Regions from separate parts of the Mus musculus genome. Here regions 2 and 3 are each linked to region 1. Evidence: chromatin loops called from intact Hi-C (ENCODE). Cell type or tissue: left cerebral cortex. All regions are shown on one strand.

The links. A loop is a pair of places that touch in the nucleus more often than their neighbours do. Peaks named below come from ENCODE experiments on the same cell type or tissue, not always from the same donor. Only the 100,000 strongest peaks of a DNase experiment are listed, where the experiment ranks them.
Region 2: a loop joins it to region 1, with 2.1 times the contacts of the local background. A loop is called at or near these places in 16 of 42 quality-filtered maps.
Region 3: a loop joins it to region 1, with 2.5 times the contacts of the local background. A loop is called at or near these places in 6 of 42 quality-filtered maps.

What each region holds. Positions count from the first base shown.
Region 1 is chr13:48,620,977-48,628,976 of GRCm38, reverse strand. Ptpdc1 (protein tyrosine phosphatase domain containing 1) reads left to right here and starts at 3,305. Exons shown (of 10, transcript NM_207232.2): 1 at 3,305-3,600. In left cerebral cortex, no CTCF peak of the experiment used is centred here; DNase peaks (open chromatin) are centred at 3,296, 3,654 and 3,916; H3K4me3 peaks cover 1,776 bases; H3K27ac peaks cover 1,075 bases.
Region 2 is chr13:48,572,666-48,580,665 of GRCm38, reverse strand. Ptpdc1 (protein tyrosine phosphatase domain containing 1) reads left to right here. Exons shown (of 10, transcript NM_207232.2): 10 at 823-2,797. The coding sequence ends at 930. Among named protein-coding and RNA genes, the nearest start is that of Gm25232, 4.3 kb to the right of the region's middle. In left cerebral cortex, no CTCF peak of the experiment used is centred here; a DNase peak (open chromatin) is centred at 6,834; H3K27ac peaks cover 775 bases.
Region 3 is chr13:48,543,039-48,551,038 of GRCm38, reverse strand. No RefSeq gene overlaps it. Among named protein-coding and RNA genes, the nearest start is that of Mirlet7a-1, 8.8 kb to the right of the region's middle. In left cerebral cortex, a CTCF peak has its summit at 4,338; DNase peaks (open chromatin) are centred at 336, 2,547, 4,367 and 5,104; H3K4me3 peaks cover 2,177 bases; H3K27ac peaks cover 1,481 bases.

The DNA of each region.
Region 1 (8,000 bases):
ATACCTGTGATCCAGATCTTGAGGCTGGAAGACACAAGCGTCTGATCTTAATCTTGATGTGGGATGGCCCTTGTGGATCCTGTAAGTTTCAGGAACTTCTTAAGAATTTTCAGTTATTTACTTCCTGGATCTTAGAAGTTTGATTACTCCCTGAGTCTTAATGAGTCTCCCTCTAGGATGCTTCAGTTTGTAAGAAACAGCTGCTACACAGAAGCATATTTGCACACTTCTCATCTATCCCACGTTTTCCCTTATGCTTGACAAATAACATGACTGACCTCCCTGGTCACTCACCATCCATTGCATAGTGGCAAAGGGCATCATAATGCCACATAAGAATGTACACAAGAAGCAATTCCCCTTGCCCCAAAGCAGGGTAGAGAATGGATGCTAATGACCAAAGAATACAAACTCTTCAGGAGGATAGTGTACAACTGCTGTGACAGCAGACTGCCTACCTCTTCAGTTTGCTACTCTGTGTTCTTGTTTACAACCATCAGTCATATATGCTATCTTTTTGTAATAACTCATCTCAGTACTTGGATGAGTATTCTCTTCTTGGCCAGATTCTTTCAAGTCTTCATGGAGATTTAGCTCAGTTGTCAATTCCTCGCAAGTCTTCTCTGATAAGTCACTCTTCTTCTCAGATCCTTCTCATCCACACAACCAATTTATAAATAATCTCCACATGTTCATTGTATATCTATACTTGTCACTTGGAAGGCTAAATTTTGATGTTACAATGTAGCATGAGTATATAATAGGTATTGTTTATTAAAGCATAAACCAGTCCTGCTTCTTATTTAAAAAACCAAACATGGGCACTCTTCTTTCTTGGCTAATAGTAAGAAATGCCAAGTCAATTTGGGAAATATTTGTTTCCCAAACCCCAAATTGATAATTTAATGTAAAAATCTTTCTTGTATTAGTATATTTATATGAGGCCTGCTTACTGGGCTATAAGGTAGTATTTTTTCCCCTATACTGTTTGTTGATCCAGGTTAACTTTAGACAGAGAACTTTGTTAACTGAAAACACAGATTTATATTCCTTATATTTATGTTTGCAGCACTGTACAACTAATTGAAACCAGATCACTCATTTAGTATACCTAAAGCCCTTCTGCCATGCTAGTTTGTCACCATTTACAACTTTCTTTTTTTTTAATTTTTTTATTAGGTATTTTCCTCATTTACATTTCCAATGCTATCCCAAAAGTCCCCCATACCCTCCCCACCACTCCCCTACCCACCTACTCCCCTACCCACCTACTCCCACTTCTTGGCCCTGGCGTTCCCCTGTACTGAAGCATCTAAAGTTTGCAAGACCAATGGGCCTCTCTTTCCAACAATGCCGACTAAGCCATCTTCTGATACATATGCAGCTAGAGACACGAGCTCTGGGGGGTACTGGTTAGTTTATATGAAATTTCTAGGCAAATGGATGGACCTGAGTGAAGTGATCCAATCACAAAAGAACTCACATGATATGTACTGATTGATAAGTGGATATTAGCCAAGAAACTTAGAATGCACAAGATACAAGATACAATTTGCAAAACACATGAAACTCAAGAAGAACGAAGACCAAAGTGTGGACACTTTGCCTCTTCATAGAATTGGGAACAAAACACCATGGAAGGAGTTACAGAGACAAAGTTTGGAGCTGAGACGAAAGGATGGACCATCTAGAGACTGCCATACCTGGGGATCCATCCCATAATCAGCCTCCGAACGCTGACACCATTGCATACATTTACAGCTTTCGATGTCACTTGTATCATCACAAAGCTATTAATGGCATGGACAAAATAGAAAATATATGTAAAGCATCTAGCACAGAGCGCCACAGAATTTGCCTAGCAGTGTCCTGCACTAGAAAGACATTTCTACTGAACTGTATGAGATAACAGGACTTCTAGTAGAGTTTGAAAACATGGACTCAGCAGAGGCTGGTAGATGCTTATCTGGATCCATCCCTCACTTTTTTGGCATGGGATTTCCTTAAGAACAGAAATGTGCCTAGTGAAGACATTTCTCAACTACATGAGGTCATGTTACTGAGTATGTAAGATCTATAATATGATTAAGTTGATGGGTAGGCTTCTAGTAAGATCTTTATTAAAATATTAAATAAGGACATGGTGGATGGTGCTCTGTCTACGATTTTGATCCATGACACAAATTGAAAGGAAACCTGATTTTTTAAGGGTGACATGGCAGAATGTCTGGATCCCTGGGTACAGCTTTAATGAGAAGAAATGCCTGTGAGTTTAGATCAGGATTCTGGAACCTGGAGTTTCTGTTACAAGAGGGCAGAGACCAGTCAGGTCTCTTAATGACAGGGTCCCTGTTCCTGTCCAGACCTGGAGTCACAAGAGGCTAAGATGCTGGCAAGGCTTTGACAAAGAAAGTCTAAGGATTGCAGGAGAACAGAAGGAAGAGACTCTGGTGTTATGGAAAACTGACCAAAGAAGAACCAAACACCACTCTGAGAGTTGGAGAATTCAGATTTATTAGGCTAGCCTACTCCACTGTGGAGAGACATAGTATTTATGGGTTTTTAGCTTTGGTCATCCAACTGCTACAGCACTGGTGTCTTTAAATTACTGCCTTAGTGAACATTTGCTGATGGTCTGTTTCAGAACAACCGAGGGGAAATTTCTACTTGAGTTAAAGTATGCTTACAGAACAAGTGGCAGTTGGGACTTTCGTTAGCAACACGGATCGTTGCTAACAGGTACAGTGGTTTCACCAGATACCTACAGGACCCATACTTATGACAGCACTTGGTCTTCATTTTCCCCCCTCTACATAATTCAACTTTCCCCTACTAGACCAACTCCAGAAATTCATATTTAAACTGTCATAGTGCAAGACAATATTGACTATTAAATATAATAGTTCAAGAATATTAGGGGGGAAATGAAGACATTCGATGCATAATATGGGCTTTTCTTCTTCTTTGGGCGCTGAGACGGAACACGTGGTTCCGTGAGCGAAGCTCCAGAGCAGTCCTCGCTCCTCCTGCGACTCTGCACCGGGGCTCGTGGGGAGTCGGTGCCCCCCACCCCCACCCCCATGCTGCAGGCTGGCAGCCGCGCCCTCTCATGGCCCTGAGGGTCCTCCGGGCTTTCCGCGCACACGCCGTCGGCTCAGCCCGCGACCACTCAAGCCCCAGCTCGGCTTCCCAGCGGCTCCCACATGTTCGAAAACCTTAGAAGCTGTCCGCCGCGTCACGGGCCGCCTCGAGTCTCCATTGGCTGGCGCGTATCACGTGCACCGAGCGGCTCCGGCTATTGGCTGTTGGGTCGGGCGCGCGCAAGGCCGCGGCGGCGACAGGGCGTCCTCGGCGGCCGGGCTGTGGAGTGGCCCGTGCGCGCGCCCGAGGGAGACGTTGTGTAGCGCGCCTGGCGGGGAGTCTCCCTGCTCAGAGGCGCGGCGGGAGGCCGGGCCTGCGGGCAGGCCAGCGCCGCGGAACCCGCCCGAGCAGCGCCCGGGGCCGGCCGGTCCTCTCCGCCCGCGCCTCCCGGCCCTAGACGTGAGACACCGACCCGTCGGCTCCAGGGCTCCGAAGCCGGAGAGCGAAGCGCGCCAAGAGGTTCGGAGTCCGCAGCCAGTTAGGCGCCCGCCGAGCGGTCCCCAGACGGTTGTCCTTACGCGGCGGGTTATCCAGGGAGGCGTTATTTGGAGGCGCATCCCTAGAGGCGGGGCGGGGGACCAGGGCCACCGGGCGCCCCTCTGTCTTGCTCAAGTGCTGCGACACTCGGATTTCTCGGGAGCAGTTGGAGGCTTGCTTGGGTGTTTTAGTTGAAATCTCTTGATTAGAAATATTGACAACTAGTTCTTCATTACAAATAAAGCAGACAAGACAGCCACAAGCAGGTATCAGGCTACCACTTTGGGATCCCTAATTCGGACCTCTTTCTGTCAGTAAACGAGTCACGTGACCTTGACCAAGTCACTTTTTCTCCTGACATGCATTCTCAACGTTGATAATGATGATGATGATGTCGATGTCCCTGCTCTGGGGTGTGTGTGTTTTCTTATATAATAAAGGGTTTGTGGCCTTTCAGAGGACCACACCATAGATACACCCTACCTGTGGTATTAAATTTTAATGGAAAAGAAAATTTAGTAAACAAAGGCCCAGGGAGGAGGGGGGTGGAGCTTGAGAAACAGTGCTTTAGGGAAATAGCTGATCAAATTATTCCAGCAAGGGTTGTCTATGCTAAAAACTGAACACAAGCTATCATTCATTGACTGCGAGCTGAAGGAGCCTGAGAAGCTGTTATCATGGCGGGCACTATTAACCTGTGTGAACATGTATATATCCACCTCCACCTCACCCTCCACCCCCACCCTGCACAGCATAAGCTTTCTTGAGTTTAACAACAAAGTGTCATTCCAGGTTGTTGTTTTGTTTTTGTCTTTCCCTCAGAAAGGAAGGCTTGGGTGATTTGCCACAATCAGAGCTGTTAGTGGAAAGAAATAAAATGTAAACACGCATGTATGACCTCAAACCACTCACTCATCACCATGTGGTTTCTTCCTGTTCAGTTGTAGCGAAACTTCTCGCTACCCAGGAATCCCACCTGTGGCTTTTTAAAAAGTGTGGATACCCAGGTCTTAGAGACAAACTGGGACCAGCATGAAATTTGCTTAAGACCTCATAGACGATTCCCATTTGGAAGTCCGTAGTCCGTCTTAGCAATAACTAATTGCTAACCGGATACCGGTGCCTTCACAGCATTGTGTCCTGGAGACCCAGATTCCCCATCTCAACAGTACTTCATGTCCTTTTAAGGGAGGTTGGGTTTTCATCAGAAAAAAATCCTTTGTTGGTGGAATCCAAGCGAATTGAGAGAACACTACTGAATCTCTCTCTCTCTTTTTATATGATCTTCCTTGACCACTACTGAATACACTTTTTTTTTTAAATCCCAGCAGTCGGGAGGCAGAGGCAGGCGGATTTCTGAGTTAGAGGCCAGCCTGGTCTACAAAGTGAATTCCAGGACAGCCAGAGCTATACAGAAAAACCCTGTCTCGAAACCACCCCCCCCCCAAAAAAAGTCATATGAAGAAAAGTAAGAATCACAATTTACCTGTAGTATCACCAGTTTAACAAAATGATGTTTGTGGTCTTTACCATGCTGTATCATGATTAGTGATGCCCCCCTGATGTCACATAAATTTAGAACATTCTCACAGGCAGAATTATTCCATATATAGGGGAGAAAAAAAATCTAAAAATTATTCTGAATATAAATTTCAAATCACTGTTCTCTTAAAAGAACATTTCAAACCCCCTTTTTTTCCAAACCAAAACCTGCCCCCAAGGGTTTTTTCCACCCAGAAGAACTTTGGAGAGTGAGGGAGTATGAAAATACATCCATTGAAATCTTTTCTAAGAATCATCTTTGTTAGTGAATATTTCTGCCATTTCTCATATCCCCTCGGCTTCAATCAAAATATGTATGTTTATGATTCCTGTTCTTAAAATGATTTAAGTAGAAAAACTAACCGGCTCTTTGTTGGTATTAACTAGACAATGTGATGCATTGACTATATTAGAGATAAAGCTAGTATTTTATTTGTCTGGATTTAAGGAAAGACTGGAGCTCTAATCCCAACTGTGACACTTTGTAGTTATGACCTTGGAGCAGTGGCTTTCTCTCTCATGTTTACCTCATCATTAGACGGGAACAGTGCCTTCAGAGCTGTGGCATTCATTTAAACAGCACATTACAGCCCCAGTAGAGTGCTAACCTAAATTATCTTTTTGCTAACATTATTTCTTTCACCCTCTAGGGCATATTCACAATTCTAATCCCTCTGTAATATGTAAGATTTTTTATTTACAAAAAAGATATATTTATAGAGGATTTACTATAAGTGAGATACTAAAAACTCCTTTAAAAAGAATGGGTCATTTTTAACAGATTCTGAGAAAACTAAAGGCAAAATGACCATCTAGAGTTTCCCATGACCACAATCATATCTTTAGTGTCTCTGTAAATATTTATGAACACTTATGTTTCAGGCCTTTGATACTGGTGATATGAAGAGGATCTTCAAGATGCCTGGTCTTATAAAATTAGTATATGAAGAAAACACTAAATAAAGCAGTGCATTTATAGATTGTGATAAATCTAACTAACATCTACAAAACTAACATGGTCAAGTAATATGCTATGAAAGTCTTAGACATGTAAGTCTCAGTAAAAATACATTGTATGTCAGAGAATAGAGGATTTAAGGAAAATAAGTAAGAGTACAGTTAAGGATTTCCCAGGTCTAAAATGTTTTAGAAGAGACATAATTTTAAAATTCTTCTATGAAATGCCAGTATTCTTCAGCTTAACTTCTAACACACTCACACACACACACACACACACACACACACACACACACCTCTTTCCCTTGGCTTTCATTTTTTAAACACTAATTACTGCAGGTACCTTGCTTAGCTGATATTACTATTTGTTTGTGTATTCTCTGCAGTACTGGGGATGGGACCCAGGACCTTGCACACGCTGGGGAAGTGCTCTACAGCATTCTATTATCTCCGCTCTTCTGAGGCTTTTTCTATAAATTACTGTAAATTGGCCATTTGTACTTTTATATATTGCTATATAAAATGATGTTATGATTTGTGACTGGTGTGTGGAGTAAATTAGCATCTACTGCTTCATTGTTTTGTGGTGAGAAAATCTGAAATTTGGCACTCTGGAAACATACAACACGATAGTGCTGAGTGTATTCATGATGCTGTACAACTGAGGGGAAAGTCCTGTTCCTCCTGTGTGACCGCTTTCTAGCATTCCTTCTGACAACCATCTCTCCACTCCCCTGTCATCCCCTCAACCTCTCTGACTACTGTTCTGCTCTCTTCTGTTGTGTTTTCTTTTCGGCTCATTTCCTTAGCATCGTGCTTCCCACCTCCAGCCGCCATGTAGAAACTAATAGGGTTTCTATGTGTGTATGCATATGCACACTGTGAATAGTGTAGCGTGAGCATGGGAGCACACATAACACTCTGACAAACTGATTTCAGACCTTTGTGTAGATACTCAGACATGGTGTGTTTGTTTGTGTTCTGAGGAACTGCCATACTTTTCTCTGTATTGCTTAGAGCAATGCTTGTGTCTCCTGAGGGTTCACAAGTGTCCTCTTCTTCATAATTCCCTGCACTTTCTTTGACACACTGATAGCTGCCATAACGCAAATCTAGGAATTACACAATTCTAGGACTTAAAATTTTACATCTTCCTTTTAAATCTTTGATATGTTTTGAGTTAATTTTTTTTTGAGATAGAATTTCACTATATAGTTCTGGATGTCCTGGAACTCATTATGTAGACCAGGCTGGCCCTGAACTCACAGAAATCCCCCTGACTCAGCCCCTAGAATGCTGGGATTAAAGGAATGCGCCACCATGCTCAGCTTTGAATTAATTTTTGTAAGTGGTGTAATTTTCTTTTCCTTTCTTCCTTCTTTTTCACTTTTTCTTCTCCTTTCTTGCATATGGGTATTCAGTTTTCCCTTAATTTAAAAAACTATATTTTTTTGCATTGTGTATTCGTGGTGCCCTTGTTAAGTGTCAGTGGACATACAAGTATGTGTTTACTTAGATTACTCTTTAACCATGCTTCAGAACTTAGCACTTGCCCTCTTAGGTCATTACAATTTTAAATGTTTCTTGTTTTTTTCCCATTAATGTGTATTATATCATACAATAGGTTTTATTATGACACTTACACACACACACACTTTGATATCACATTCACCATATCTATTTCCTTTCTTACCCACTTTCCCCTTCCACATCTCTAATAGATCCTTTATTTTCATGGCCTTCCCAATCTCCACCCCTAGATGCTCTATATGAAAGAATGTAAGTGACTCTTCTCTCCATGGAGTCCGCTTGTTTTGTTTAGGATAGTGATCTCCAGTTCTATTTCCCTCAAACATCCCAGTTTGTTTTCTGATTCCTTTATT
Region 2 (8,000 bases), 48 kb after region 1:
CTCTTTCCTGAAATGCAACTGTGTTTTATAAGTAGTTACAGGATTTCCTAACCATGGTATCAGGATAAAGCTGACCTGTGAGGTTGTTGAAGAATAATGTGGGAGCAAAGAGACAAACGGCTGGGTATTCCACAAGTCTTTTTAAATCCTATTCTCATAAGAGTCCGAGGTATTTGCATGACCAGCCAGTTCCACCTTGGGTTTAAACAAGAATCATCTAAGCAGAGTTAACTGTCCAAACTTTTCAAGTTGGTATCCACAAAATATGAAATAAATGCTTCTAGGAGAAATGCAGTTGTTTATTTCTGACGTGTGAGCCTTGTGGACGCCATCAGCAAGACACTGGCCAACAAGTAGAGCAGCATCCTGCATCCCTTGTGTTGCTGATGAAGTGAGCAGCCTTTCCCGTGTGATTGCTTGTCCAGGAAGGAGCAGTTTGTGGAGGGAGATGCTGCACCAGGATCCGGATTCCCTCTCAGTAGGGCATCCCTTCCTCTGGGACAGTACACGGTTCTCTTGCAGCACCCATGGTCAGTCTCAGCTTCACGTCCCTGCTGACAGCCCTGGTGGCTCCTGCCTGGGTTGTATTAAACTCCAGGGGTGACATTAAATGAGTTTTCAGTCAAAGGTTTGGTACAGACGTGGGTGACACCTCTAACTTAGTCTTTCAGCTAAATGTATGAAACTTAGCATATGTGTTTAACTATATGTATTTTTATATAAACCATCGTTGTTTTTTCCAACCCTTTTTCTCTTTGCAAACAGAAACATGTTAGATTTTTTTACTACAGAGTCTTAAATAAAAATTTTCTTTGTCACCAGGTTAATTTTGATTCTGAAAACGGACCAATAGTTTACGACACCTTGAAAAAAATATTTAAGCACACGTTGGAAGAAAAGAGGAAAATGGCAAAAGACAGCCTCTCCTGAGGCTTTCTTCTCTGGACAAGCATCCAACCTGAGCATCCACCCCTCCTGAGGGTGGCGCTTCTGCTCCCCGCCCCGAGGACCAGTGCTGGCCGCGCTTCCTGCCTCAGTCCATTGTCAGTGCCGCCTCCCTGGGCTGAGGATGACGGCTCCTCTTTTAGTTATTTATTTTAAAAATATCTTTGAACTGTGTCTTGAAAAATCGCCATGAAGTTGGTGCCACTTTATTTATTTACTCACTGACTTGATGTTGTTGTGTTGGCATATTTAGTATGTTGTATCTGTGCCCTTACTCTTGTTGACATTTGAGAGGAAAAAATAACCCTTTCAAAACAGTTATTTTTTTGACAAAACTCTTTGTGGAGTTTTTACCAAATAGATCATTTTAGTAGTAAAACTTCACTATGTATCCTTCCCAAGACATGTGTCCCCTCCCTCAGAAATATGACCTAAGATAGTCACCAAGTGTCTTAAACAGTTTTATATTTGTTACTACTAAGAAGGCTATTAATACATTTTAAAGTACTTTAAAAAAAAAACTTGAAGCCTTTTGTTCTTCTTTTCTTTCTTTACAGATGTGGTCAGGTCTTTGAAGGAATATTATTTTCAGTGATTCGGCAGTTCAGCTTACCTTAGCAGACTGGCTGGAGTGGGTCGGATTCTGTACTTATAGAAAGTAGACTTGCTCTTTGTCAGGCTTCCAGACAACCTCTCCCTTGGCTGTCAGGGGAGGGAGCAGCTCTCAACCCAGAGACCTTATCCTGCTTCCCCCACCTGCTGCTGAGCCAGGTCCCTGCTGTACAGAGAAACGGACCACAAGTGGCCAGGATGGGCAGCTGCTAAGGAGCAGAAGTGACCCTTGTCCTCCCCGGACTGTGCAGAAAAGACAGCAGTACCAGGGCACAGCTCCTAGCCAGCCCTGCTCCCTGGGGGCAGTGTGACCATCCTTCACAGGCGCTCAGAGCTAGAGTAAGCCAGGCCAGCCACTTTCTGTCAGGAGTGCTGGCATTGCTGCCCGGCTTGTGCCCAGCCCCAAAGCTGCCCTTTCATAAGCCCATTGCCTCAGCCTGCCTTGGCCTGCTCTGTTGCTAGTGGCTGTTTTGCTGTAAGGATTATAATTTTTAAGTTGAATTTGACCCTAACTGGCTTCAAATAAGGACAGGTGGCTGGTCAAACTTGTTCCTTTAGATTAAACAGGTAATCAGCAATTGAGGCCTTATTTAAATCGAATTAATACATAGGAGTAGCAGAGCCCATGCCATAATAGTTTTCTTGACAAAGGTGGTAACTAGACCAATTCAAACTAAAGAATTAACTCTTTGATTCTCAGAATTTTAGGAAACAAGCAAGACTGAATTAGAACAAATGAAATTTCCCTAACTCATGCATTTCTGAATTACAGTCTAGTGTATCCAAAACTATTTCCATCATTAGCCTCACCAACTCTGATGACAAAAGCCAAGTGCAATTTCCTTCACCATGAATGTTCTTCTTGGGAAAGGAAATACGGTGATGGTTAATGAACCGGCTTACCCAGTGCTGAAGTATCCTTTTAAGTGCCTAGCCTAACAACAGGAAATCCGTGCACTCTGTCTCCTGTGTACATTCTAAAAGCTGATATTCAAAGAGAATGCTTGTCATCGCCTTTTGTCAGCCTTGAACGGGCAAGTGACACTGTGGACCTCGGTCACCTCCCTCCCTGAAGCCAGTGCGCCTGTGCATTTGCAACATTTGTTTTAAGTTCTGGCACCGTCATGTGCTGACACCACTGCATGTCAGAAAATCCAAATACAGCAGCCTGAGGAGACGCTGTCAGGCTCTGTGTGGGCATTGTGCTTATTTGAATAAAGGTGAAAAGGACCAACCACTACCCCGTCTTGTGGTTCTTCACTATAGTGCTCGTGGGCGTTGTGCGTTCTCCTGGGATAAGGGAAGGGGCTGCTCTCAACTGAGTTAGCAGTTGAGGTTGCTAGCTATGCTCACCTTCATGCAGTGGGCCATGATGGAGAGCAGGCTCTAAGAGGAATGGTTTTTAAAACAAAGTCCAGGCAGACAAGATTCCAGCCTTCCTCTATCTAAATGAATGAAGACTTCTTTCTAGCCAAAAGGATGGAAATGTCACATATTGAAGAAGTTTTAAGGCTGCAATTTTGGCTTAAGAAAAGCAACTGAGAGCACCCCATACTGAGTGTGCTCTTCTCCCCGAGGGCAGGAGGTACCTCATCCCCCTCAGCACCCTGAAAAGCATTGTGGACGCCAACTGTTGAAGACACCAAGTAAGGCAGACTCCCCACTGTGTGCTCTCTGCCCCCACTGTAGCCTGCAAGCTCTTGACTGGTGGACCATCGCAGTCTAAAGCACCCTCTTGACACCAGTGCCCTGGATTCCATTAAAGGGTGCCTGTTTTCCACACAGCACACACACACACACACACACACACACACACACACACACTCACAGGAGAAGGCAGAGCCAGCACCATGGGCCAGTCTCCATCCAGCATACCACACTCACCAAGTGAAAGCACGTGATTCTCGTGCTGTCGGTTTCTGATGCTCTCTAGACTCGCTAACTGCCCCCTGGGAAGGATTGCTGCTCCTGCTGCAGAATTTATTTGCATACCTCATCCTCTGTGCTGATTTGCTTGATCATATCTTCAGCCCGCTTTCCAGTGTGTGTGAACATGCCATGCTGTTACAGGTGCAGGTAAGAGTCTAGAAGGCAGGCAGATGCTGACATTTCCAGGATCTTGTGCCAGTTTACAATGAGTTGTCCAGAGACCCAGGGATCATTACAGGGAAGGAGATGGTTTCTTGAGATAGAGAAGGGCTTGGAGGTGTGCCATACATCCCCTGTGGCCTGGCTTCAAGAGGGCAAGAAGGGTGAGAGGGGCCAAGAAGATTGAAATATCCTAACACCTCTTGTAATTAAATTTTATGTATCCACAGTGACTCATACCTACTTAACTCATTCTGACTATGTAACCTAACCATTAGCCTGCGGTTTGTCTCTGATGCATGGCTATGCGGATGGGTGGGAGAGAGTCTCCAGTATTCAGGGATGGCTTTGAACTCTCTACATGGCTGAGGATGCGCTTCCACCTTCTCCTCAGTCGTGGAAAGAACCAGCTCCCACCTCAAAGGATTAAAAGCTGTGGCTTATTCTGGAACATATGAGAGTGACCATGGCCCTGGAGCACAGACAAGTTACTCCAAATTCTGTGACCTAACGTGGATGCGGTTTAATGACGTTTTAAATACAAAAAAAGTCGTAAGTTAAACTACATTGGTGGGTACATCAGAGAGGCAGAAACAGCAAGACAGGGGGAACTTTTCTATAAACCCAAGATTCTGTGCAATGGCATTCTTAGCTTCTGGGTTGGTGCAAGCTAGTAGTCTGCTAAGTTAATAGATTAAAAAAAAAAGCTTTTATCTGTTGTTCACAAGATTTAGGTTCCAATGCAGGCAGAACACAAGGACCAGCTGTTCCAGTAGGCCAGAACTTAGCCCAGTATAAGGTAATGAGGCCCTGGACCTGCAACATTGTGATCTCTCCACAGTACTGCGGTACTAAGTTAGTCAGTCGATCCTCAAAGACACAGCTTCTTTCCAGGAATTCTCATCCACACCTCCCAAGAACTAAGATTATGCCTGGTGTGTACAGTGTCGGGGATCAAACCCAGGCCTGTGTATGTACTAGTCAAGTGCCCCTACTGTATTTTAAATAAGACTTTATTTCCGTGTGTGTGTGTGTGTGTGTGTGTGTGTGTGCGAGTGTGTGTGCGAGTGTGCAAGCACATGTGCTTACACATATAAATTCAGTACCTACAGAGGCAAGAAGAAGCCTCAGATCTGGAACTGTAGTTATAGGAGGTCGTGAACCGCTATATGGGTGCTGAAATCCAAACTCAGGCCCTCTACATGAACAGGGTATATATAGAGAGGGCTGTGCTAACTCTCCAGCCCTCTACCCTTTGATTTCTTGTGACTTTTTTTTTCATTTTGTTCTTTTTTTAAAAATGGGCTTGGGAAATACTCAGTGGCTAAAGCACTTGTGCCTGCATGTCTGTATGAAGGTGTCAGATCCCTGGAACAGGAGTTACAGAGAGTTGTGAACCAATGTAGGTGCTGGGAATTAAACTGGGGTCCTCTGGAAGAGCGGCCAGCACTCTTAATCACTGAGCCATCTCTCCAAACCCCAAAAGAAAAAAATTAAAAACACCCAGGATTTTGATTTCAGATTCATGTAGAAGGACCATTTCTTTAGGGAAGAAATGGTCAAACTGAGCATTCAGTGTAGTTCAACCTAGAATTAAATGTCCCTGTGACTGGCAGGGAGATATCCCCTGGGTCTTGGTAAGGTCTAGCTTAGATGACCATCATGCTAAAGAGCATCCTACACTTTCACACTGCTTTCTTTTACAAATGTAAAGGACTTGGCTTTTGGTTTGTTTGTTTGTTTGTTTGTTTGAGCAGGTCATGTGCCAGTTTTGTGCTGGGGCATGTGGGACATGGGAACCACGTAGGCATGAGTCCCTTTATCCAAGAGCCAAGGTACCATGGTCCAAATGGGCACCAAATCCACACATGGGGACTGAAGCCTCACAGCAACTGTGCTGAGGGAGAGCCTCTGCATCTGTCCTCATGGCCAGATCCTGCCACCACCAGCTAGTCTAACTTTTCCTCTCTGCCACGTGAGGATACCATGTTCTCCACCCCCCAGCCCCACCCCCAGCTTGAAATGTCCATCTTGGCAGCAGAAGTCAGCCCTCCTACAAGGGGCCGTCACCTTAGCCTGACCTCCCAGCTGGGATAGCAGTAAAATGATTCTTTAGTTATTAAGAAACCAGCACAGAAGCAGGGTGTTGCGGTGACAAGTCAAAGTGCAGAGGTAGCTTGGGAGCTGGGTTAATAAAGACTTGCAGTAGTTCTGGAGTTGTGTCGCCAGGACTGATGCTGTAGCCTTAACTCATTCTCAGCGGTCATGTGGTAAGTGGGCTACACCGGAAACAGAAGATATCAAAGATATTAAGAAGATACCAAATTCATAAGTGACACTGGTTTTGTGGGCTGCAGTTTGTAACGTGGTCCTGATTTCTCTCGAGAGCTGGATGTTGTTAAGCAAGCATTTTTTTTTTCATTACAAGCTTGATTACTAATATTAACATGTCAGAGCACCAAGCCTGTCCTAGACATTTCTAGAAGTCAGAATGTAGGGATTATGGGCTCCTATATTCAGCAGATTTCTTCTGTCAAATCTCCAAGCCCCAAAGTGTTTTGGACGCTGCCTGGCTTCTCTTGGGTGCTTTTAGTAAAGCAGGAGAAGAAATTATTTAAACCAGAACTCATAAGAGAGAAGCAGAGCACAGAGCTCCACACCAGGCACCCTTGATAAGCTCAATGTGTCCAGAGGGAAGCCCGATGCTATTCATCAGAACCCAGGGCGAGCGTCTAAGAGGCAGTGCCGAGATCTTCCAAGCTGTTGCGAAAGCTTGGGGCGGCAGACTAGTATAGAAAGGACCTGGATGCCTGCAGGCCTCCCCGGCTGCTGCTCAGGCTCGACCTTAGCCACTGCTGCTCACCCTCACTGGTCATGGCTGCAGCCCATGTGTAGAAGACCTCCTCCCCAGACACAGCACTGTTGGGGGCTGGCAGTGCAGCTTGATGGAAGAAGTTAGGTAACTGGGGCCGTGTCTTTGGAAGAGATAATCGGGACTGTAGACTCCCTCTGCTTCCTCCGTCTCTGCATCCTGTATACAAGGTGAACGGATCCTCTTCCTCCCCTCCTCCCACTGCGGGACTGTGCTGTGACAGACCCAGCTAGTGAGGCTAAGTCCCCAGAGATAGAAGAAGCCTTTGAACCGTGGACCTTTTGTCCCATAAATCTTTCTTTAAAATAATCCTGTCAGATATTTTTCTCCCAGCCATGGAACGCTGACAACAGCATGACTTAAAAATTTTTCCAAGTCTCTTATTTAAGAAAAGACAGCTGGATTCTCACGGCTAGCTGCCTCTTCGTGCGATCTGTGAAGAGTGTCACATGCCACACTGCAGCTGGAGAGTCCCCCAGTATATTCATGAGAATGCAAAGTTCACATGCTAGCTTAGGCTTCCGGAAACAGTTTGAGCCTTACAGAGAGAGGAATGTAAAGTCCTCAGAATGGGGCTTGGGAGATAGCTTAGTTAGTGCCTGCTATGCAGGTACAAGGGCCTGAACTCTTTCTCCTGAACCCATGTCAAAAGGCAGAGCATGGTGGTGTCTGCTCTCAATTCCAGGGCTGGGGAGGGAGGGATGGGTGGATCCCCGGGTCTCAGTGGCCAGCCAGGTTAGCCCTAATCAGCAACTTCCAAGCCAAGAAGAGACTGTCTCAGACAAAAGGTGGACAGTGACTGAAGAAGAACACCAGAGATTGTCCTCAGAGCATCACATGTCATGTATGCACACACGTGCACGTGTGCCTGTGTGCATACATGTGTACACACACACACACAATGAAGTCTCAGGAGTGCATAACAGTAGAGGATCTCTATAAATCTTCAAAACCAACCCAAGAAAAGCCTTCTACAGAGGAGGTGATACTGGAGGTCGATTCAGTTGGTGAGAAGGGAGGAACAGGGTGGCTCAGCTGTTAAGAGCACTCGTTGCTCTTGCAGAAGACCCAGGTTGGGTCCCTAGCGGTCACATGGTACCTCACAACCATCCACACTTCATAGTTCCTAGGGATCCAATGCTCTCGTAGACTCTGTGGGTTCTAGGCATGAATGTGCTAAAAGGACAAACATACAGGCAAAACATCCCATACACATGAATAAAAAGTTAAAAAATCAATTAAAATAGACAAGTAGCAGTAGAGATCCATACTCTCATCCCATATAAACTTATTAAAAGAATCAAAAAATTAGTGGTTTGGTGTACAGAATAACTCTGTAGGTAGCGAGAATGTATTTTTTTCAATTAATAAACATAGATAATGTGAGAATGCTATAAGAACCCAGCAAAATTTAATATTTGCAAATTTCATAAATGAACTGCTCAGATAAAAGGAAGACATGAAAAAATGAACTTAAAGATCA
Region 3 (8,000 bases), 78 kb after region 1:
GCCTTGAACTTGAACAAGGATTGCTTGAACTTTATAATCCTCCTGCCTCCACCTTCTAAGTGCTGGATTACAGGGATGCACCATGTAGTTCAGTTTATGGGGTTCTGGGGATTGATTCACCTTTCTGCTACTTAGGTAAGGAAGCTACTGACTAATTTTTGGGGACCCCCTTTACTCAGGAGTAAGTAAAGCTGCAGTTAGTAGATGGTTGGAATGTGGGTTCTGAATCTTATTATGCCCATCCTCCTCCCAACTTCCTTACCGTTGAACATGACTCACACAGACTCCACGTACTTCCCATATAGAGAGAAAACTGTGTCTGACACTGGGGAAATGGTACTGTTGTTAATCCCAAACGTGCAAGGAAAGACACCAACCCAAATCATCCAATTAATTAAAGCAAGCTTCTTTATTCACGTACATGGGCTGTCGCTTCCTAAAAGTGGGGTTCAAGAGATCAGCATTGAATGTGAGGAAGACAAGGTTTCTATAGCTCAGGGGTAGGGGGTTTCCAAATGGGGGAATTTGACTGTCGAGTTAAATAGGTGGGGTTTACAGAAGCAAAACATAACAAGGTGGACTTCATAGCAATCTTCTCAAACAATGGTAGGGTTGCAAGATGGTTATTACAACTTTTTGAAACAAGGACGTAGTTGTTTCCTGGAACAGGCAGCACAGAACTATTTGTAGTTAAGGTTACAGGCCAATCCTTGAGAAACAGATTTAATCATAAAGAGGAATGAACCTAGTTTGCCTTTACTGTAAGAAGCCTTCAAGCCTAAGATGGAGGCAGGCTGGTTCATCACTGTGATCTCAGGAATCCCAGAATGCAGGGACTCGGCTTCTGTCATAACCCCCGCTCTCAGCGTTTTGTCTCTGATTCTCCATGTGCGCGAATGTGTGTGTGTGTGTGTGTGTGCGTGTTTGTGTGTGTGCATGCACATGTAGTTTGTGCACTTATGTATGTACATGTGGAGGAAAGAAGTCAATGCCAGTCACCTTTATTTTCTGAGACAGGGTCTCTCGCTGAACCTGAAGCTCACTGACTCTGCTGGGCTGGCTGGGTGTCTCCCCAGCCCTGGAAATAGGGGCCTGCTTCCACACTTGGCTTTTTATGTGGGTGTTGAGACTGACTGAACTAATGACCACACTGAGCTATCTTCCCAGGCCCCTTGCTTCTCTACTCTTGCAGATAGGCCTCTCCTTATGTCCTTGCCGCTTTGGGGCCGAGGTCATGAGGGTTCTCTTCTCTGAGCTCATTTCCGATACACTCTTAGGAAGGAACTCTAATTGACCTCATTTAGATAGTGACTTTTGTAGTACTGCTCTGCCTGTGCCACCTTCTCAGCTCTGTGGTGAAGGTGTCAGCTCAGTGAAACCTCACACTTGAAATGGGTCGGGAGCAATCCCTGACCCCCACCCCAAGAGGAGACTGCTTTAAGTCCAGAGGACTCATTCAATGATTTCAGGGACCAGGCTCAGAATAAAAATGAAGCAGGCTCATTGGTGACTGGTAGGCAGGAGAGTTCAGCTTGCACGGAGAGTACAGTGTCATGTTGAAATGCAGACTGAATGCAGAGATTCCCTTTTTTTTTTTTTTTCTGAGAAAACCAAGACATCTAGATATTTTCAAATTAAACGTCTTGATCTTTTTTTGAATGCTGTCAGCCAATTTAAGATAGATTTAAAACATTGCCCGAGAGTAACAAGCATTTCTGGGAACACGTGGAACCCTGGGCTATGACCTGTTTGTAAACCCCTTGAGGAAGATAATGTGAGACAGATAGTATAACTGATGTCCACCCCTCTCTAAGGATAACCTTGGAAAGTATCCCTCTCTGCCTGAGGTCTCTGCTTGTGGAATTTTTTTTTTTTTCTGTTGTGACTCCTCGGGGAGTACTAGCACTTAAGGCCCCTCAGGAGTCATGGGGCCTATGGAGTAGATGAGGTTGTGGAAGACACTGACAGATATCTTTTTTTTTTGTTTATTTGTTTGTTTTCCAAGACAGAGTTTCTCTGTGTAGCCCTGGCTGTCCTGGAACTCACTCTGTAGACCAGGCTGGCCTCAAACTCAGAAATCTACCTGCCTCTGCCTCCCAAGGGCTGGGATTAAAGGCGTGGACCACCACTGCCCCGCTTGACAGATATCATTCTTATGATAACCAGACCAGGCTATAACAAGGCCTAGGCCAACTGCCAAAGGTGATCTGCTGTATTAGCCAGTGTTTACCAGAAGAGCAGAACTGGTAGTGTATTCAATGCTCCCACCTTATGACAGTCTGACTTACAATATTGATTTATTGGGTCCAAACTTTATCACAAGACAAGGAGCATCTACGTATAAATGTGTATGTGTCTTCTTCGATCAATGATTATGAAGTCTAAGAAGTCCTATTAATTCCTTGAAAAAAATTTTTTTCATTTACTCAGCATATATGTGTGCGTTTGTGTGGTCAGAGGACAACTTGGCAGGAGTTGGTTCCCTTCTACCATGCAGATTCTGGGAACTGAACTTAGTCATCAGCCTTGGCGGCAAGCACATTTTATCTGCTGAGCCATCTAGCTGGGCCGTGGCCCACAATTTTCCATATGGAAGCTGCAGACCTAGGCAAGCTGCTGCTGGTGAAATCTCAGGGCCTAGGAGTCAGAAAGCAGAGAATTCAGCCACCCTGTGTCCCTGTACCGTTTTGGTTCATTCAAGCCCTGGATGGGCTGGATGATATCCACTCACATTAGGCAAAGCCATTAGTTTTTCCTTAGTTTACCACTTTAAATGTTAATCTCTTCTAGAAACATCCTCACAGACATCCAGCAATATTATTTAATAAGATATCTTGGGGCATGGTGGCTCAAACTGACACACTAAAATGGCCCATCACACCCCGGAATAAGGACGGAGAGTCTGATCGATGAACAGCAGGGAGATCAAGAAGTGAATATATCATCTTGAAGTCATGCAATGAACAATGAACGAAAGGACAAAAGAGAAGACACAGGTCAAAGGAGATCTTAACAAGGGGAGGACTGAGGCAAAGAGGCCAGAGGACATTTCGAGAAGTATGTATGCTTTACTTTGGCAGTTTTGGTTACAATTACTTGTTTGTCTGGACTGAGAAAATTTGGAGGGAGTCATGCTAGAGGTGGAACGGAACTGAGGTAGCAAAGCCTCCAGGACACAGGGTGGGCCTCTCCAAGGACCTCGGCTGAAGGAATTTGCTCTTTCAGGGCCCAGGGGGTGGCTTCTCTGTGGGCTACTCCTACTTTATAGGTCCCAATTCCCATAGTCTAGAATGTCTCTTTCTCTTAGGACGGAAACCAGAAGCTTCAGCCATCCGTCGCCAGTCAGGTGGCTATATTGAGGCATTTTGATTCTGTAAGTCACCTTCAAATTAGGTTTCTGTTTACTGAAAAAAAAAAAAAAGTAGAAAGAAAAAAAGGAAGAAAACGAAACAGCAAAATCCACACCGCTATGCCTACGAAGGAAAACCTACTGTGAGGAGTCCAGCTTTGTATGAAGAGTTGATGACATCGTGTGGTTTATAATCCTCTTTCTCACAGTATATCCTGAAGGTTGAAGCTCTTCCTCCCCATATCCTACCTATCCCACAAGGTTCACCACCCTCCTCTTCTTTTTGTTCACTTGTTCACTTTAGTCCCAAACTCTCCCATCTTCTAAACTCTCTTGTCATTTGCTTTGGACAGAGAATGTTAGGATGGCTTATAGTTGGAGTTTATAATATAAGCACTTTGCTGACGTGTACAGTGCCTTTTTCCCCTGGATGGATTGCAGATGAATGTTCATAGGGTTTTGTTGATGCTTGACTCTCTTGACTCTCTTTTTTAAACCGTGCAAACCTACTATCATTAAATAGTACCCCAACCCACCCACCAAAGAGCAGAGAGGTCTCCTAGTGCATGGAAAGTTCCAGTAAGAATGAAGAAATGCTTTTGCATTGATTTAAAAAAAAAGAATTCGTAAAGATTGCTTTGAAAAAGTTTTAGCACAAAAATTTCAATACATGGGAAAGAAAAAAAAAATAAAAGAGATAAAAGATACACCATAGGAGACCTAACTCCTTATGTGACAGATGGGTGAAGTGAGGTATGGAGTGGCCTTGGCGTCGAGCCCCGGAGCCCCCGAGAGGGAAGACTGAGTGAATCCAACATCTTGGGTACACGTGAAAACCGCCCCGAAAACTCTAGCACCTCCCGCCTCGCAGCCGGCAGAGCGGACGGAGGCCACGTGACACGACTTGTCCATCACCGCGGAGGGCGGGACTCAGAGGACGGTCCTCGCTATTCTCCCGGTCCTCCAGTAGGGAAAGAGGAGCCTGTCACGGTGGGCGGGCCAGACCCGCCTTCTCCGCGGCGGGGGCGGGCTCAGCCGTCACCCTCCAGTGGGGGTCCGGGTGAGCCCCGACCGGCTAAGGCGAGAGGGCGAGGCACACGTCCGTCAACAGCGTCCGCCAATAGGAATGCGCGCTGCCCGCAGCTCCCGCCCCCGCCTCGGATTCCCGGCGCGCGCGTAGCCTTCCCTCAGGCCGCCGAGGCGGCGCCCGCCCGCCCGCGCTTCCATCCGGGTTCTCGCGCGCTGCTCTCTCCCGGGCGCGGCGGTGGAGGGCCACGGTGGGGGGAAAGCCAGACCATTTCCCGTGGCGGCAGCGGGACGCCTTTATCCGCGAGCTTGAGGTGGGTACTGCGGGCGTGAAGGCGAGCGCGGGGACGTCGCCATTTTTCCCTCCTCCAGACTCAGCGGCGGCGGCAGCGGGCGACCAGGAGGGAAGACTTGGGGGCTGCCGCGCCGCACCCTGGGACCCGTGGGATGGCCTGGGCGCCTCGGGCAGGCGGGTGGCCCCGGGGCCGGTGGCCCACGGATGCCGTGGGCCTTGGGGCTCGGGCGGGGGAGGGGTGCCGCGTGGCCGCTGGCCTGCCCCAGCCCCCTCCGCTTCCCGCCCAGCTCCTCGGCGACCGGGCGGGGGAGGGGGGTCATTCTTCACATTCCTCACCTCGCCCCTCCCCCGCCGCTTCAATCAAACTTGCGGCGGACGGAAGTCCCGCCCTCTGGCTCGCGCCGGTTGGTCGGGGCTACCTCCCCGCTGTGGCGTGACTGGCTGCGGACGTAGCCGGGCCTCTATGACGTCACTTCCGCCGTCAGGTTTGTGGGCCGGGGAGACCTTGGCTTTGGTTGGGGGGGGTGGGATGGAGGAAGGTAGGAAGTGCGGGGGGCGGGGAGGGACGGGGCGGGGCGGGAAGGCGCTGGCAGGGAGGGAACGGAGAGCCAACGCTGGCTGCTTGCCCCTGCTCCGCTCGGCCAACTGCGGCCTGAGGGCCTGGAGCAGCTGCTGGGGCTGGAGGATCGCTGCGGCTGCCCGTCCTTGGCCAGGGGGAGGGGAGCGCGAGAGCGGGAGGAAACTGTATCCCAGGGGATGGGGTAGGAGATTTGCAGCTCGGTGGCACCGGAAACGAGACTGGCCTTTTGACTGGGGAGGCTGCAAACTCTTGGAAGCGGGTGGCCTCTCGGAGGCCGGCTAAGAAAACTTATCTCTCGGCGCGCTCTTTAGCGGAGGCAGGGTGGTAACCTTTATGCCCTTGGCCAGGACTGCCCTTCGGTGATCCCGCTTGTTAGTGCAGGGTCTGTGTCAGAAGTGATCGTCTGTGTTGTAGTTTTCAACTTTTTGTGTTAAAAGGATAATTATGAAAGGACAAGGGGGGGCGGAGAAAAACTTTAGAAACTTAGTTAAAATGGAAGACGATGACAGATTGCTTTTTTAACTGTTGAAAAATATTGGCAACCTGTTTTTGAAGTTTAAAACATTAGTGTTCTTGTTTTTGATTGCCTGATAATCTTGTGAAGAAAATTGAACAAGTAAACAATCTTTTTATAAGAAAAGTTAGTTTAGCCGGGCACGCCTTTAATCCCAGCACTTGGGAGGCAGAGGCAGGCGGATATCTGAGTTCTAGGCTAGCCTGGTCTACAAAGTGAGTATCAGGACAGCCAGGGCTACACAGAGAAACCCTGTCTCGAAAAAAGCCAAAAAAAGAAAAGTTAGTTTAATACAGATTTTTCAGCATTCTGGCCTTTCATTAGGTTCTGTCAGTTGAAGCAGTAATATTTGGGAAATTTGAAATTGTTAGTGTAACAAAAATACTAGTTGGAAATGTAAGAACTTTAATTAGAGAATAGAAATCTTCCAAATTAAGTCGGGTCTAAAAAGTGTTATCAAAATTGTGTAGATGGGGCGTGCATTTTACCCTATGGGTAATTTTATTGTAGAAATTGATAGTTTTGTAGACTTGAAGCAAGCTGTGCCCTCCCCCACTATAAATTGAAGTTGTGCTGATTTGAGACTTAGTAATTTTTCAAGCTGGAAAGGTAGAGGAATGCAAAACATGTGGCTATAAAGAAGGTGTTGGCACACAAGTTTAATCCCAGCACTCAGGAGGCAGAGGCAGGTGGATCTCAAGAGTTTTGAGGGCAGCCTGATCTACAGAGCAAGTTCCAGGACAGCCAGGACTGCACAGATAAAACCTGTTTCAAAAACAAACAAACAACAAAAAAAAGTACTTCAGTTCACAGAGTGAAGTATTAAAACAAATGGTCCTGCTGGAGTTGTTGCTCAGTGATAGAAAGCTTGTCAGACATGCCTGAATTGGTGGGTTGAGTTTCCAGTACTAATAAAATAAATGCTCATAATAATTTAATGTTAGTAAGTCTCATTTAGATTTCTTGAGGGTCCTGGGAAATGTCCCTAGTAAACCTCCTCCAGAACTAAGGAAACTAATTGGTTTAGAGAATAGCATCCTAAATATCAAGTTCCTTTTATTTCAGTAACTAATGTTACAGAACCAGTGTGAGTTGGTGACAATTGTGCAGATAGATAAGTGGTTGAAGGCACTTAGCATCATACCTGACAGTGACCCAAGTTTGAATCCTTGGGACTCACCCACATGGTGGGAGGAGAGAACTGACTCCAAGTTATCCTTCGATGTCCACATTTGTGCAGACATAATACAAAATAATTAAAAAAAAGAAGCCTTTTTAAAAATACTACAAAGCCAGAGCTGGAGGTGTAGCTCACTCAGTTGATAAAGAGTACTTGCCAGCCATGCCTCAAGCCCTGGGTTCCATCTCCAGTTCCTGCCTGCAATCCCTGCACTGTTAGAGGTTATCCTCAGCTATGTAGAAGGTTCCAGGCCATCCTGAGCTGTATAAGACCCTGTTTCAAATAAAGGAGGCTAGATGGAAGCACCACCAATGAATGTTCCAAATAATGTATCCTGAATCACTTAGTATGTGGTGATCAGAAACTTTTAGGAAGATTTAAAATACGAAATAATGTGCTACATCAGCTATATCTGTTAGTTTTCCTGCAAAGTACCATTTTGTGAGTGGCAGAAATGGTTAATGTCCTCCTGAAGAGCACATTTCCTCTCTTACACTGATCTCCAAGGAATAATAGAAACAGCTCTATAGTCATATTTGGTGAAATGTGTAAAACACTGCTCCCCTCTCCCATTTAAGTGTGTATAAGTTGGGAAGTATATTTTGGCACTCAAGGCTAGCAGTATTTCAAAACTTTGAATGTCTTTAGAAACTTATACTATAAAGACTATTTTTACTAATTGTCAATGTTTTTTTTTTCATGTTTTCTCAGGACTAAAGTAATGGGGGTAAAGGTGGCACCTTACATGGTCCTTGAGTTTTGTGGGTGTTCTGTGCATTATGTAATCAATTAAGAGTAGATTGCATTAACTAGATATAATGATTTTGCCTTTTTGGTACCTAGTGAAATCTAGAGTATTTTACATTACAGCAGGAGTATATTTTAGTTACAGTGTGTACCATTTTGAGATATTCAGTTTCAGTGTTGGTAATTGTTTCTTAATGAATAATGCAACTGTGATGCATTATTTAGCTACTTTTCAAAAATTCATATTTGCTACCTGGATATGTTTGTCTTAAAGATAGACAAAACTTTTCTGGTTTTCCAGCTTTATCT